Regions from separate parts of the Homo sapiens genome. Here region 1 is linked to region 2. A link is a contact called in ENCODE Hi-C or POLR2A ChIA-PET data. All regions are on one chromosome and are shown on one strand. The core of a region is the stretch at or near the end of the contact, and the rest is flanking DNA. Distances in the headings are between cores, read along the strand shown. Region 1 has its middle 100 kb from the start of PRICKLE2. Region 2 holds the start of PRICKLE2-AS3 (PRICKLE2 antisense RNA 3).

What was found. A loop is a pair of places that touch in the nucleus more often than their neighbours do. ChIA-PET counts read pairs that join two places held with the same protein, here RNA polymerase II (POLR2A). Pooled maps may share reads with other maps.
Region 1: a map of cardiac septum shows a loop between it and region 2 (1.8-fold over the local background). The contact joins the enhancer-like site here to the promoter of PRICKLE2-AS3 in region 2. A Hi-C loop is called at or near these places in 1 of 168 maps with a recorded cell type or tissue (cardiac septum) and 1 of 50 pooled maps. POLR2A ChIA-PET finds 5 or more read pairs at or near these places in 1 of 52 experiments (MCF 10A).

The regions. Positions count from the first base shown.
Region 1 is chr3:64,323,879-64,328,797 of GRCh38, reverse strand. No RefSeq gene overlaps it. Among named protein-coding and RNA genes, the nearest start is that of PRICKLE2, 100 kb to the right of the region's middle. Within about 2 kb of position 1,562, at least 13 of the 41 ENCODE cell types and tissues checked have a DNase peak (open chromatin) inside an H3K27ac peak, as active enhancers do.
Region 2 is chr3:64,184,979-64,189,578 of GRCh38, reverse strand. It overlaps PRICKLE2-AS3 (PRICKLE2 antisense RNA 3), which reads right to left and starts at 2,035. Exons shown (of 4, transcript NR_046702.1): 1 at 1,974-2,035. All of the region lies in intron 2 of PRICKLE2 (prickle planar cell polarity protein 2), which reads left to right.

The DNA of each region.
Region 1 (4,919 bases), core at 313-2,812, 140 kb before region 2:
TGAATTGGCTTCCTGGGTCTCTCAATTACCAGCATTTTGACCTTGAGCAAGTCACTTAATCTCTTGTTATCTGTAAAATGGGAAGGGTATATTAGATGTGAATTAGGCTGATGTAAGAAAGCAAAAGATGTTACACAGAACCTGGTGTACAGTGGGTATGACTATTGTTGAAGATGGAGGTAAAGTTGGGGAAAGGAATGCAAACATTGTGTTCTTCCTACCTAAAACTCTGAAATCCTGCACGTTGTCTTGGGATAACCATTTGATTGCGTATTAGTGGAGGTTGTTCAGAGAAACAAGACCAATAGGATATGTATACACACATAAATGTGTAGAGAAAGATATTTATTTTAAGGAATTGGCTCATGTGATTATGGAGGCTGGCAAGTCCGAAATCTGCAGAATTAGCTAGCAGGCTGGAGAACCAGGGAAGAGTTGTAGTTTGAGACAAAGTGGTCTGCTGGCAGAATTCCCTCTTCTTAGGAGGAGGTCAGTCTTTCTCTTTTTAAGGTCTTCAATGGATTGGATGAGGCCGATACACATTATGGAAAATAGTATGCTTTACTCAAAGTCCATCGATATAAATGTTAACTCATCAAAAAAAAAATACCTTCACAGAGCCATGTAGCATAATATTTGACCAAATATCTGGGTACCGTGGTCTAGGCAAGTTGACACATAAAATTAACCATCACAGACTGTGTTGCTGTCACTGGGTGACCATTAAGGGAAGCACTGGGGGAACTCTACTGATTGCCTTCCATGTTAAGCAGAATTCTTTATATTGCGAGGGGCAGAACACTAATACAAACTGGTTTAAGTTGGGGGGAAGGACAGAGGAGGCACAAGAGGAGTTACGAACAAAGTAGCTCAAACTGTCAGGGATTCTAGCTTCTAGACCCAGAGTCCCATATGTTACCATGGGATAAAACCTCCTCTCTTATCTGCATTATCAGGCAAGTACTTTTTTGTGCTAGCTAGATTGCTGACAGCTGCTCTTGGCTTAAAATCTTCATAGATTCTTCTTCTTCTTTGAACTTCCAACGGAAATCCTGAGCCTGAATCTCACTGGCCCAGTTGGGTCATGTGCTCACCCCTGAACTAATCAAGATGTGAAAGAAAATGAACGCACTGATTGGCTGAGACCAGGGTCACGGGACCTCCCTTGGCGCTGAGCTTCAGCCCCACCCAAGCCAAGTGGACTGACGCAGAGAAAGAGCATTTTCCCTTGGAAAATCAGACAGCTATTTCCAGGAATAGGACAGGATGCTGGACAGGCTAAATCATCATGTGACTGCTCCTGCCTCCTGTACATGTCCCTTTTCTCCTCCCTGCCTGTTCCATTCCCCTCCTTTTTCTCTTTTTTCCTCCTTTCTCCTCAGCAGCACATAAACCACTTTCTATCCCTTAAAAACCTGGCTTCTTCTTTCCTCATCTGAAACTCCCAATTCGTCTAAGAAAGCAGATGCTTCAGAGGCAAGCTGCCTCTGAGAGCAGTTTCGAGCCTGATTCTGTACGTGTGATCATTGCCCAGGGACAATTTGGTCCTGGCTGATCAGTCAGTGCCTTGCGCTTACGTTCCCAGTGTGGGAGGAAGGAACACAGAGTGACTTGATACTAACTGACGCTGGAAGGAAGAAGAGTGATGCTTCTTGTCTCCTTTCTTTGTCTATCTACTAGGCCAGAGGTCTAGAGTAGAAAGTTTAGAAGGGAAAATGGAGACTTATCTCTGAGTTGCAGCAAACAGAAAGAAATCTCATGCTAGAAAGATTAAAAAGTAGGGGGAAAAGCTTCCTGCAAACACTTTAGACATAATTGTATACGTGTGCACGCACACACACACATTCACTTGGCCCTGGAACAACACAGGTTTGAACTTTGCAGGTTATAGGAAGATTTTCTTCTGCCTTCTCCATCCCTCAGACAAGAATAACCCATCCTCTTCCTCCTCCTCCTCAGACTACTTAACTGTGAAGACAAGGAGAATGAAGACCTTTAGGATGATCCACTTCCACTTAATGAATAGTAAATATATGTTCTCTCCGTTATGATTTTCTAATATCAATTTTTCTCTAGCTTTCTTTATTGTAAGAATATAGTTTATAATACATATAACTATAAAATGTGTGGTAATCGACTGTTTCTGTTATCTATAAACTTTCCAGTCAACAATAGGCTATTGGTAGTTAAATTTTTGAGGAGTCAAAAGTTATAGGCAGTTTTTTTTACTGTCCAGGGGTCAGCACCCCTAACCCCTGCGATGTTCAAGGGTCAACTGTATATATTTTTTAAGGCGCTTTATTTAGATAAAATTCACTTATACAATTTACACATTTAAAGTATACAGTTCTGTTTTTTAAGCATCTTCACAGGGTTGTAAATAGCATCACTACAAATCTAATTTTAGAATATTTTCATCACCCGAAAAAGAAACTTCATACCTATTAGCAGTCACTCTCTTCCTCTTCCAAGCTCTTGACAAGTACTAATTTACTTTCCATCTTCATAGATTTGTGTGTTATGGACATTTCATGTAAGTGGAATTATACAATCTGTAGTCTTTTATGATTTGCTTCTTGCACTTAGCATAATGTTTTCAAGATTCATCCATGTTGTAGTATTGTATTAGTCCATTTTCATGCTGCTGATAAAGACATACCCCAGACTGAGCAATTTACAAAAGAAAGAGGTTTAATTGGACTTACAGTTCCAAGTGGCTAGGGAAGCCTCACAATCACGGTGAGAGACAAGGAAGAACAAGTCACATCTTATGTGGACGGTGGCAGGCAAAAAATGAGAGAGCTTGTGCAGGGAAACTCTGCCTTATAAAGCCATCAGATCTCGTGAGACATTTTCACTATCACAAGAAGAGTGCAGGAAATACCCGACCCCATAATTTAATCACTTCCCACTGGGTCCCTCCCACAATACATGGGAATTCAAGATGAAATTTGGGTAGGGACACAGCCAAACCATATCAAGTGTGTATCAATATGTCATTCATTTTTACTACCTAAGCCAAATAATCTTCCGTTGGATGGTTATGCCACAGCCAATAGACATTTGTATTGCTTCCACTCTTTTACTATTAGGAAGAAATGCCACTGTGACCATGGATGTACAAGTTTTTGTGTGTACATCTATTTTCACTTCTCTTGGGTATTTTTTTAGGAGTGGAATTGCTGGGTTGTATGGTAACTTTATGCTTAACGTTTGAGAAACTGCCCAACTGTTTTCCAAAGCAGCTACACCGTTTCACATTCCCATTATGTATGAATGAGGGTTCCATTTTCTCCATATCCCCATCAGTCCTAGTTATTATCTTTTTAATTATAGCCATTCTAGTGTATGGAAAGTGGTCTCTCTTGTGGTTTCCATTGGCATTCCCCTAGTGGCTATAATGATATTGAACGTTTATTAATGTGTTTATTGGCCTTTTGTATATCTTCTTTGGAGAAATGTCTTTTGCCAATTTTAAAAAAATAGCGTTGCTTGTCTTTTTATTATTGAGTTTTACATGTTCTCCGTATATTCTGGATACAAACATTTTTGACATAGGTACTTGGAATTTTATTAGGCCTTGACAGCTTCTGGGTTAATGAGAATATCCTTATTGAAGTCTGAGGGAAGACCAAAGGATAGGCTAAGCTACAAATTGACCATATGGACAGCAACTTGGTTGTGTCATTTAAAGATTTCTCTGAACTTGATTCTTTATTTTTCTGCAACTTTTAATTGTGAAAAAGTGTCAAAATTACTTAAATGAAACAACAGCACAAGAATACCCTTATACCCTTCCCCTTCATTCACTGATCATTAACATTTTGCTCTATTTGCTTTCTTGTTCTCTCTCTGTCCGTGTGTGTATACTCTTTTTCAGAGCTCAATCATTTATAAGTAATTTGCAGACATTTTGATTCATTAGCCTGAAGAATTTTAGGATGTATAAGCTATGAACCAGGATATTCTCCTATGTAACAACAATACCATTTTCACACCCAAGAAATATTACATTAATTCAATAATATCTAATATAGAGTCTATATTCAAATCTCCCCAGTAGTCCTCCAAATGTCCTTTCATGCCTTAAAAAAAAAAACCTCAGGATTCAATCAAGGTTTACATATTACGTTTAGTAGTCACGTTCTAATCTCTTATAAAGTAGAAAAATTTTCACTGTTTCTTTGTCTTTTGTGACATTGACACTTTTTAAAGAGTCCCGGCTAGTTACCTTATAGAATGATTTGCATTCTGGATTTGTCTGTTTCTTTATGACTCGAATCAGGATAAACATTTTTAGGCAAGAATGTTGCATGGGTGATGCTGTGTACTTCCCTTACATTGTCACTGGAAGTACATAATGTCTATTTGTCCTCTAATTGGTAATGCTTAGTTTGAACACTTGATTAAGGGGATGTCTGCCAGATCTCTCCATTGCAGAGGTAACTTTTATCAACTATAGTTAACAAGTAATCTGTGTGAAAAAAATATCTTGTTCTCTAAAAACTTTCCACCCAATTTTTGTAGGATCCGTTGGTAATTCTTGCTTAAATAAATTATTACAATGGGACTTGCAAAATGGTAATTTTCCAAAAATAATGAATACAAATTCATTCTATATTTCTTAACTGATATTTTTATGTCAAAAGGAGGGTCACCATTTATTTTCTCATATTTTTTGCCTCCCTATTTTTTTGCCTTTTTCTTCTTTTTTCTAATTATTATGCCTGTGGACTCAATAATTATTTTAGTCACTGTTGTTTCCTAATTTAAAAAAAAGGCAAGTTATTCACTCAGCGGGCCTTTTCTGAGTACCTTCTATGCACTAGGCATTTTGGTTTAAAAAATTAAATTACATTATCTTTAAGGTTTCTTTCAGGCCTAAGTTATTTTGTGATGCTATAACCAGTAATTCACAT
Region 2 (4,600 bases), core at 786-3,285:
GACCAAGATGCCGCAGTCAGCGAGGGACAAAGACAGCACTTGAACCAGCCATTTGTCTGACTCTAGTGCCCGTGTGGGCTTTTCCTCCTCCACCCCTTCCTCATGCACAGTGAAGAGCATGCACATTGCTCCACTCAGGGAATCAGATCCAAGAAAGCAGACTTGGTGTGAGTTGGAGGAGGGGAACAGCATGAGTCACACAGTCTCTTTCATTCTTAGGGATGGGAAATTTCTCCTAATCTGAGGTTGACCTTAGTGACTAAGGAATTCATCTTTTCCCCACCTCCAGTTTCCCCACCACTGCAGGAAGCAGCATGGCCCTGCTTCAAAGATTTGTTTCCCTATCGACAATCTCTGTTTATCCTTATCTCTTCTCACTCTCTTACCCTGGCTTTACTGTACTTCCTCCAGGGGCTCTCATGTTACTGGTACAGACAGCGTCACGTACCTGGGCACTCAATAGTGACATTCATTCAGCAAATATTTTTTGAGTGCCAACTATATGGCAAGTACTTTCCTAGGCACTAGGGGACAGCTGTGAATAGAAAAGCAAGTACTTCTGCCTTTGTGGAGCTGACAGTTTAGTGAAGGATGCAGACAACTTAATAGCTGAATAACAAGACACATTCAGAGACCGACGTCTATTAACAAAGCAATAAGAAAGGGTGATATGATCTGGAGCAAGGAGTTGACAGGCTTTGTCTGTAAAGATCTAGATAGTAAATATAGGCTTCATGGATTGTACAGTCTCAGTGGCAAATACCCAACTCTGATGTTGTAATGTGAAAGCAGGCATTGGACAATAGGTGAACAAATGGGCATGGTCATGTGACAATAAAACTTTACTTACAAAAACAGGAAGGGGGCCTGATTTGAAACACAGACCCCTGATTTAGAGAATCTATCTACTTTATATTGGATGGCTAAGAGAAGCCTCTCTGCAGAAGTGACATTTGAGCTGGGACTTTACATGGAATGATGGCTTGATTACCCAGATTTGGTCTGCCTCGTCCCGTGGTTTTCAAAACGAGGTTCCCATACCAGTAGCACTAGTATCACCTGGGAACTTGTTAAATGTAGACTCTTGGGACTTGCCCCAGACCAAATAAACCAGAACTCTGAAGATGGAGCCCAACAATCTGTTTCAACAAAGCTTTTAGGTGTTTCTCATGCATGACAAAGCTTGAGAGCCATTACTGTTGGCTAATGGAAAAGCCACATTGCTAGGAATAGATGAGGCCACATCTAGACTCCATCACTTAACTCTGTAACCTTGGGCATCTCAAGCATCAGTTTTCTTAGCTGTAACACGGGGATGCTTCTGCCCAAGTCTAAAGTAGCTAACAGAGAAGAAGTGAATTCATCTTTGTAAGGATCCTAGGACAAAGCAGACACCAAATAGGTCCTCAGCAAATGGTAGCTGCTGTCCTCATCAGAATCATTATTTGAATCTCCAAGACACTGAAGCAGATTTGCGTGCAGATACGGATGAAGGGTGTGCCCCAGAAGCTACCCAATCCCATTCCTGTCTTTTTGCCTTTGACTGGCATGCCCTGGATATCACCCAAATACAAGGCTGATTGTTAAAGGAAAACTCAAGATGCTTTTAAAAGTCTTTCATTGGCCCTGTTTCTTCAGCTCCCTTTCTGGCCTGTTAACCTAGAGCATGCGCTGATACCTTTTACTGCAGGACCGTGAATTATACAGCTGTGACTCACCACCACCCGGCTGGGGCCACAGTGCCAGGCGTCCAGCTTTACCGTTAGCTTTCAGGCTACTGACAGTTTGCTCTTTTATGTGAGAAGCTATTTATACCAGGAGGGACAAAGGCTGGCAGATGCTGGGGGAAGGGAGAGAAGAATGATAAAATGGTTCATCTCCCAAGGTCTGCTGGGTGGTTTTGGCTTATAGGAAAGGAATGCACAATCTAATAGCCCTTCTAAAACCCCCATAAAAACCATCATTAGACTCACCAGCCATTTGCAGAGTGTTGTCTTTATTTCATTACTCCATCAGCACATGCTGAGATCAAAATGGAATTTCATGGTACAGGGAGATGCATGTCTCTCCAACTGAATTGGATTAAATTCCCCCTAAGCTGCATCTCCTAGTTAGCCTTCACTGTCACTCACCTCGGTGTTTTCAATGCAGTTTGAGAGATGAGTTGGGAAGGGAGGGAAGAAGGGGGCAGGGCAGGAGGAGGCTTCAGAGCAGTCCACCTCACTCTTCTTGGGAAGCTAGTCACATGAACAATGCTGTATTTATCTTGGCTCCAGAAATACACTGATGTCATCAGATGGCAATGGGAAATATGCCTGTGTGTGCAGCTTTCACTAAAACTGCCTGTTAATAAACTTGTTTTCAACGGAGCTGTCAGAGTTGGGACTAGAACCTGGGTTCCCAGGCTTCAGGGCCTCTGCCAGATGAAGTCAGCAGCAACACGGCCAGATTCCACCAGCAGGGACTTGTCAAGGCTTGCGTGCAGATTATGAGGCCTAGAAAGGCCAAGGCTCATTTGCAAATGCAGGATGAGAGACCTGCCATTGGAGTTCTAGCTTTCAAGACAGGTATCTCCAACCTTTACAGTAAATTCACTCTGGGGTCCTAAAGTTTGGGACTTGGCCTCTTACTTAGACTTCCTGCATAAATTCACAGCTGCACACCCTTTCTGCTGACTGGGCAGTCTACACTGTAGCCTGGTGTGAGAGTTAATGTAGTATCAAGATGATCTCCTCTGCCTTATGACGCAGGAGATATTTTGAGTAATTTCATGGGATGATTGGATTAATCCACCACCAAATCAGCAAGTAACTAACTTCCTTCCTCAATCTATTTATCTGCCTGTGCCTTCCTTTATGCATTTATTTGTGCATTCAGCCATTTATTCGTTCAACAGTTGTTTATTAAGTACCCATATGTGCAAGCTGTTAGTATAGGTGTGATTTCAATATGGCAGTTTTCCAGGTCCAATCAAAAACTGGAGCTTTCCAACACCAGTCTTTATATGTTGCTTTAGGTGGCCTGGAGCCATACAAAGGTAGATGTAGAAAGTGTCTCATGGAAGACCCATGCAGACATCAGGCTTTGTGCTGGCCTCCGATAACTTCTGTCTTTTGAGTAACTATCCTTCTGGGCTCATAAGTGTTTGAGAGTCTAAGCTTCGATGATAACTAGCTCTGTGTTCAAATTTTAGCTGTGCTGCTTTCCAACATTGGCCAAGTTAATTCACCTCCCCAAACTTTCATCTCATCTTCTGAAAAACAAGGATGTCAGTACTTAACTACAGCATAGTTGTGAAAATTAAATGAAACAATGTTTTAAACATTTGGGGTTTTTAAAGTGGCTGCTCTTAGTTTTCTTTTCCATAGTCAAAAATTGGAAATAACTCAAAAGTCTATCCACAGGTACATGGATAAACATATTGTATTATATCTATATAGTATACTACTACTTCACAATAAAAGTGAATGAACTGTTGATCTATGCAAAGTGAATCAGAGTCTGAGAATCATTATTCCAAATGAAAGAAGCCAGGCAAAATAGTACACACTATGTGATTTCATTTATATAAAACTCTAGAAAATGCAAACTAATCTGTAGTGACAGAAAGCAGATCAATGGTTACTTGGGGATGGGGAAATGAGAGGGAGGAACGACAAAAGGATTGACAAGAGTTCTGGGGGTGATAGGTACATTTGCTATCTTGATTATGTTGATGCTTTCATGGGTACATACATATGTTGGAACTTACCAAATTGTATACTTGCATGTGATTTATTATATGTTGATACCTCGATAAAGTGATGGAATAAATGAATGAATGAAGTTACTCTTTAGCAAACAGGAAGGCAAGCTTCCTCCCATGCCAATGGTGGAGGCTTCCTAAGGTTTCATCAATTGCCTCAGGGAGTAGCTAAGTCTTTTGCCAAGCTTTTGTCAGAAAGAACTGCTCAGTATTAATCATGCACAATGAAAAGGAGATTTGGGGTAGAAACTCATCAACATCCAGATGGATGGCACAAGAAAATGAGTTCCACAGACTGGCTCATTTCATAATCTCTAAGCTCCCAAGGACAGTGCCTAACACGTAGTTGGCACTCAGTAAACAGTGGTGGTAGTTGTTATTGCTATGGCAATTATTAGAGTGGTACAAAAGTAATTGCTGTTTTTGCCATTACTTTTATCAGATAATCTAGCTTGGGGACTGACTTTTTCTAATTCTTAGTTGGGAGGCTGTCTTTTCCTAACTTACTGAAAGATACCAAAAATTCTAGCAGCAATCTAGGGGGGGTCTGTAAACATTAACTTCCCTACAATCCTGGGGTCCTGAGAAACCTTTCTGACTCTTGCCAAAGGGTGTTAGGAAAAAAGAGGTGGTGTCTCCATCCTCACTGGATCCAGTGTTTGGTGAGAAGGTAATAATTTCCTCAGGGTTGATGATCAAAATTGTGAACACTTAATCTCTGTATGTTCCCAAGGACAATATCTAACATGTAGGCCCTAACATTTGGGCTTGTATTATAGTCTCCTTTCTCTTCCATCATTATGTAAGTTATTGCAAGAATCATAGCCTTAGAGAGGCAACCAGGGAAAAAAGCTG